2 separate regions of the Homo sapiens genome follow, and region 1 is linked to region 2. Evidence: chromatin contacts called from ENCODE POLR2A ChIA-PET data. All regions are on one chromosome and are shown on one strand. Each heading gives the region's core, a stretch centred on a gene start or an enhancer-like site at or near the end of the contact. The rest is flanking DNA. Distances are from core to core; before and after follow the strand shown. Region 1 holds the start of TPK1 (thiamin pyrophosphokinase 1). Region 2 holds the start of NDUFA5 (NADH:ubiquinone oxidoreductase subunit A5).

Evidence for each region. ChIA-PET counts read pairs that join two places held with the same protein, here RNA polymerase II (POLR2A).
Region 1: POLR2A ChIA-PET joins it to region 2 with 6 read pairs in CD4-positive, alpha-beta T cell. The contact joins the promoter of TPK1 here to the promoter of NDUFA5 in region 2. POLR2A ChIA-PET finds 5 or more read pairs at or near these places in 4 of 52 experiments (CD4-positive, alpha-beta T cell, CD4-positive, alpha-beta memory T cell, CD8-positive, alpha-beta memory T cell and 1 more).

What each region holds. Positions count from the first base shown.
Region 1 is chr7:144,834,803-144,838,097 of GRCh38, forward strand. TPK1 (thiamin pyrophosphokinase 1) reads right to left here and starts at 1,251. Exons shown (of 9, transcript NM_022445.4): 1 at 1,165-1,251; 2 at 758-816. The coding sequence starts at 800. RefSeq lists a silencer at 992-1,091 and an enhancer at 1,392-1,461.
Region 2 is chr7:123,556,317-123,559,786 of GRCh38, forward strand. NDUFA5 (NADH:ubiquinone oxidoreductase subunit A5) reads right to left here and starts at 1,502. Exons shown (of 5, transcript NM_005000.5): 1 at 1,459-1,502; 2 at 1,088-1,132. The coding sequence starts at 1,479. RefSeq lists enhancers at 632-1,210, 775-1,974, 1,211-1,789, 1,530-1,579, 1,840-1,979.

The DNA of each region.
Region 1 (3,295 bases), core at 1-2,500, about 21 Mb after region 2:
GCCAGCCCATTCACCAGATGAGGCAAAAACCCAAGATAAATATCTGAGCAAGTCACGTAGACTGGGGCCCCCGAGCCCCAATACCAAGCGCCCCTTTATAAGCTCTTACATTTTGTCCAAATTTGAAATGGTTTCGTTAAGGCAGAAGCTTGGACTACTTCCCCATTGCTAGCTTTGGAAAGTAGTCACTTTCCTTTCCGGGCCCTTCGTCCTTGTTGATTGGCTCTGCAAGCAGCGAGCAGCCCAGCCTGAACTCGGTTACACAGTAATTTCAAATCTTAGAAGAATAAAATATCCTGAGTGTTATATAGATTTAAAACACTTGATATAATCATTTGCCAATCTTTTATTAGATAAGCTCGGGGCACTTTCAATGGATTAAAAATGCATCACGGTCAGGCAACGATGACCGTCCTTAATGCCTGCAATGTCTAATGTTCCGCTATGTTCCAGATTTGTTCGCGCTGTTGGTGGAGGCGCAACAGCCGGGAAGCGCTTACTGGGCTCCACACGGACTACACACACTGTATCTTGTCATTTCGTCCTCACAGCAAGGACTGATACGTAAGCTCATTTTTCAGATGAGGAAAATGAGACCGGCGAGAGGCTGATATGCTTAGCGGTACAGAGCTAGGAAATCAGGGACAGAACCCAGGCTGGAAGTCACGCTGGCTCTAGAGCCCCGTCCTTTCGACCTGTTCCCGTCGCTGGGGAGGGGCACGTCAGTGACACTAAACCGTGGAAAGAAATACAGTACCAGTGGAAAGCAGGGGCTCCAACGGGGTAAAGGCATGCTCCATAACGGATTATTGGCCTCTGCATTAAAAAAAAAAAAGTGAAGTTAGACTCTCAGTTTTAATTAAACATCGCGCAGAACCAACAGCACGGGAGCCGCCTGAACCTGGCACTCGGCAGCGGCGCGCTCCGGGACCCAGGAGCCAGCTGAGCTGCGGCGCAGCACCCGGCGCTGGGGACCCGCCACGGCTCGCCTACAGCACCGCCGCGGGCGGGGGCCCCCGGAGACCGGCCGCGCGGGCCGCTATGAGGTCCGAGGGGTTGCCCCTGCCGCCTCTCTCCGCGAACCCATCACCATCCGGGAACCTGGGGAGCGAGAGGCGGCCGCCCCCTTCCGCGGCCCGCGCGCCCGGCAGCAGTCGCACTTACACAATGGCTGGTAGGAGCCACAGACTGGAGATCGCAGGCTGCGGGAGCTACGGCGATCGACCGCTCGGCGCTCGGCTGAGGAGCCTTGGCGCGCGGTCCTCGCTCGCAGGTTTTAGCCCCCGGGACGCGAGGTGGCCCCGCCCGCTTCCGGGAGCCGGAGGCAAGTGGGAGCCGCGCCCTGTGCTCTGCGTCCGGCACTACCCACCTCAAGTCTCCAAGGCTTCGTTTTCTGGGCTGGTTCTGCTAGCTGTAGTACTGCTGCCGGGCCCTCTGCACTCAGCTTTAACAAGGAGGCCATTTGCTTCAAACTAAGTGGCGAATTCCCTATCACCCATGCTTGACCTAGCTTCCAAGCCAAACTTACTTTCCACTGTGCTGCTTCTAGTCCTGCTACCGGTGTCCTCCCTGAGCCGTCGGGTTAAAAGCTTTCCTTCCTGGCCGGGTGCGGTGACTCACGCCTGTAATCCCAGCAGTTTGGGAGGCCGAGGCGGACGGATCATGAGGTCAGAAGTTCGAGACCAGCCTGGCCAGCATGGTGAAACCTCGTCTCTACTAAAAATACAAAAAATTAGCCGGGCATGGTGGCGCGCGCCTGTAGGCCCAGCTACTCGGGAGGCCGAGGCAGGAGAATCGCTTGAACCCGGGAGGCCGGAGGTTGCAGTGAGCCAAGATCACACCAGTGCACTCCAGTCTGGGCGACAAAGCGAGACTCCATCTCAAAGAAAAAAAAAAAGCTTTCTTTAGGGAACACTCCGTTAAGAGCTTTCCTTACTTTGCTTTGTGGAAACAGAATGTTTTTGTTGGAAGAAACTTTAAGCCACCTATCTGCAGCTGCAGAGCGTCACTGTTGCAATACAGGCTTTTCCAATAGTGAGCGAACCTAATCTCCCTCTACCCTCTTAAGGTTTCCACCTGGGCCTAAGAGGTTAAATTGACTTAAGACAGTTTAACAGGGGAAAAGCTTACAGCTATGTGCATGGGAGTCCACAAGAAAAGACCCAAAGAAGGAGGAAGCCTAAATGCTTATATACGGGTTTAGCTACAACAAATTTCAAAAGTCCATGTTTAAATATGACCTTAATGAACCTAAAAGACAATTGGGGTACAAGGAAACTATCTGCACATGTAATAGACAAGTGGTTGCCATGTGTTTATCCTATGAAGAGCTGTTACCAGTTGATGTGTCCAGGTTCTTGGCGTCTTGAACAAAGAATTGGACAAAACGCACAAAGCAAGGAAAGAATGAAGCAAAAACAGAGATTTATTGAAGATGAAAGTACACCCCATAGGTTGGGAGCGCCCGAGGATAGGGGCTCAAGAGTGCCGTTAGAGAATGTTCTGGGGTTTAAATGCCAGCTAGAGGTTTCCATTGGTTACTTGGCTTATGCCCTATGTAAATGAAGAGGATGAAGTAAATTTTAAAGTCATTTACTGGATATAAGCCCTGTGTAAATGGAGAGGATGTTTCCTGTCATTGCTGAAGTACTGCAATTTGATTTAGTTCCAGGAAGTCAGCATGAATCGGCCTTAACATTCCCTGCCTCCAGACCCTATTCTGCCTCAGAACTACATGTCCATTAGTAAAAGGCAAACCAGAAAAATTATGACCAAGGATATAAACAGGCAAGGCAAATTATAGAAGGTAGTCAAATGGCAAAAACACATCACCAATATTCAGAACGAAATCTTGAACAATGAATTCAATGGCAGATTGTAACCAATTTTTTAAGCAGTAATAAAAATTTACACTTACTGATCAATTATTATGTTCCAGTCAGTGTTGAGGTCTTTTATATTTTATTTAATTACCCTAAAATGTAGGCTCCAGGAAAACAAGGACCAAAATTTAGTTGTTGGCCCTTGAATCCTCACTCTAGCACAGTTTACTTGTTAATGATTTGTCTCCCCCTACTAGAGAGCTAGCTCTCTAAGGGCAGGAGCCTTGTCTATTTCCTTCCCTGCTATTTCTCCAGCCACACAGTGTGTCTCACCAAGATAAGTTCAGTAAATGTGAAATAAATTAACAAATAATGGGAAAAAAATGGAGAATTATGGTACTTCATACCAGGAATTACAGGCATACCTCCTTTTATTGTGTTTAGCTTTATTGTGCTTTACAGATACCGCTTTT
Region 2 (3,470 bases), core at 252-2,751:
GGACTTTTATAAAGGAAGAGGTCAGTGCTTTACATGGAAATCTGTTGTCAGTGTATAGGTGGTATTTAAAACCGTTCTCTATTTGGATTTGCTCTCTCTTGGTGACAGAGTACAGGTCCAAAAGAAAAGGTCCAAGAACTAAATCCTGACTAACTCAAATTTTAAAAGTGGGCATAAGAGAAATAACCAGAAAAAGAGAAAGCCAAAGAGTAGGGGGAAAAAATCAGGAGACTGGGGGAGTCCTGAAGCCCAGTAAAGAAAGCGCATGATGGAAAAAGTGTCAAATGTGTCAAAAAAAAAAAAACGCTGCTATTAGGTCAATGAAGGTGAGAAACATAAGCTGACCATTGGATTTGGCAACATGGAGATAACTGGTGAACTTGAAAAGAGCGTGATGGAAAAAGTGTCAAATGTGTCAAAAAACGCTGCTATTAGGTCAATGAAGGTGAGAAATATGAGCTGACCATTGGATTTGGCAGCATGGAGATAATTGGTGAACTTGAAAAACGCCAAGGGTGACTGAGTGCATTCAAGGGTGAATAAGAAAGAAATTGGAGAAAATAGAGATAACTCTTTTGAGTTATCTGTAAAGTGAAGCAAAGAAATGGTGTGATTATAGAAGGGACAAGAAGAATAAAAAAATTTTGTGGGTTTTTTTGATGAAAACATTCGTGAATACAGATGGAAAAGACCTAACAGAAGGAAAAGGGGGCAGTACCTTTAGTAAGCCTAAATATATGTAATCCAACGCACCTAAGCAGAAACGGTAAGGCAAGGAGAAAAGATGGAAAACGGAGATATAAATTTGAGATGGCGCTGACAGAAGCAAGCACAAGTGAAGCCATGAAAATGTCAAGGAAAAAGTCAACAAGAAAACTGGCTTAATAAAGAGGTCATGGCAAAAATAAATAAAAATGTGACATCGGATCAACGAAGTAGGTGGACAGCGCCCGTGTCTCAAGAGCTCACGCGGCTTGTAATTAAGGGCTTGAAACATCTGTATCCCGTTAACCCTGCAATAAGCAAAGTGACAGGAATTTAGTCTTCCTTGGGAATTCAAGAACGAAGAAAGAACAAAGGTACATACCTCGTGAGGAGTATTGCACACAGCCAATCCCACAAGGCCAGTGGTCTGTTCAAAAACAAAACACGATTCATGCTGTTTACTACGGTTTCCATACATCCAGCACGCTAAGGAAATACAAAACCACGAATCCCCCGGCTAAAACTGGTCTAAAGCCAGCTACTGGTCTCTCAGTCTCGCTTGTTTGGAGCTTTTTTCCTGACTCTCGGAGCGGAACCACTAACCTGCCCTACCCGGTAAGGCATGCAGAACGAGTCCCCGAAAAGCACCGCCGAGCCCGCGACAGTAGGGGTCAACACCCGCGGGAAGTAGGGCTATCGGACTGAGTCTACCCCCACAGTCTAAATTCCAACAGTGACCTCCATTCGTCTCACCTTCTTCAGCACACCCGCCATGACAGCGCCAACGACTCGGTGACGCACAACCCTTTGGGAACAATTCTCAGACCTGCTCAATCGACCACCGAGGTCGCCACTCTGTCACCCTGGAAACAGCTTAGCTCCACCCCTTCAGGATCGCCAAAGGAGCAAAGACTCTGCCCCGCCCATCTTAAAAGAGAAAAATTGACGCATGCGCGATGGGCATACAAGCCTAAAGCTAAGCTAGAAGACGATTGGGGAAAGAAAGGGTTTCCCAGCTGTCTGTTCCTGTTCCTGCCACTGCTGACGGCTTGCCCAAAGATTGAGGGAAACACTCCCAACTACCAAAAAACTCCAGTCGCTGTAGGAACCTGCACTGTGCTTAACCGTTGATGCATTCCTCAACCTTCCTTTCTCAGTTTAGTAAAATGAAAGTGATAACGGAGCTTGAGCATCCTCTGAATTGATCTCTCAACAGCAAGTTAGTTCTTCGCACAAGGATATCAGTATTCTCTGTGTCTTACGAACCAAAGCCCTATGGAGTGTGAGGTCATTTTCCATCGCTCTTTTCGATTTCACTGGCTGAAATACATCATCTTATTTCCAGATGAAATGATATCAGACCATACCACTTTTTCCTACCTCCACAAACACTGACCACTCACTATGTGTCAGTTACTGGGACATAATTTCTAAAATGGGATTTCACATCCTGGAATTCAAAGAATAATGAAGAAGGCGTGTATTAATAAATAATTTGGTAACTGTTCTAAAAGAAGTTGATGCAAAGTGTGATGGTACCAGGGAAAAGGAAATAACTAAAAAGCGTGGGTGACTTTCTAAAAAGTCAGTAGGAGAAAAGAACAAATTGAGAAAACACAAGTACAAAGGAAAAGAGGTTAAAAATGTATATATAAATTCCAGGTGATTTTATGTGATTGGAAAGGTGGGTTTGATTGTTAAGGTAAACTGGTTAAGATTATGAAAGGTGTTGTTTGCCATTATACAAAATTTGAATTTTACTTTTTAAGGAATGGGAACAATGAGAAGACTTTTAAGCTTCTAAGTGACACCATCAAATTTATGTTTCAGATATACAAACAACTTAGGCAACAGTTGAAGAGAATGAGTTGGAAGAGATGAGGCCTTTCATTAGAGGCATGAGACTAGAAAAAATGAAAGCTAAACCAAAAGCAAACAGAAGAAAGGAAATATTAAAGATTAGAAAAGAAGGAGACAGAATATCAATAAAGAAAATCAATGAAACCAGGAATTGGTTCCCTAAAAGGATCAACAAAATTGGCAAACCTTTAGTGAAACTAAGAAAAAAAAGAGAGAAGATTTAATACAAGCAAGAATAAAAGAACCATCACTAATAGCCTTGCTGAAATAAACAGGAATAAGAAGGAATACTATGAACAACTATGCTTAAAAAAGATAAAGTAGATAAAATGGCCAGATTCCTAGAAAAACACAAACTACCTAAATCAACTCAAGAAGGCATAAAGAAAAATCTGACTAGATCTAACATAATTAAAGAAATTGAATTAGCAAGAAAAAAAAAAAAACCTATCCAGAAGGAAAAGCACAGGTCCAGATGGCTTCGCTGGTAAATTCCACTGAACAATTAAAGAATAACACTTAAGAAACTATTCCAAAATATAGAAGAGGAGGAAACAATTAACAACTAATTCTATAAGGCAAGTATTACTCTGATTCCAACCAGACAAAGAAATCAACAAGAAACAAAAACTTCAGCCAGGTGTGGACTCTGATTCCAACCAGACAAAGAAATCAACAAGAAAAGAAAACTTCGGCTGGGCCTGGTGGCTCATGCCTGTAATCCCAGCACTTTGGGAAGCTGAGGCAGGAGGATCACCTGAGGTCAAGGGTTTGAGACAGCCTGGCCAACATGACAAAACCTTCTCTCTACTAAAAATACAAAAATTAGCCAGGCCTTGTGGTGTGTGCCTGTAATCTCAGCTACTCTGGAGGCTGAGACAGGAGAATCACTCAAACTCAGGAGG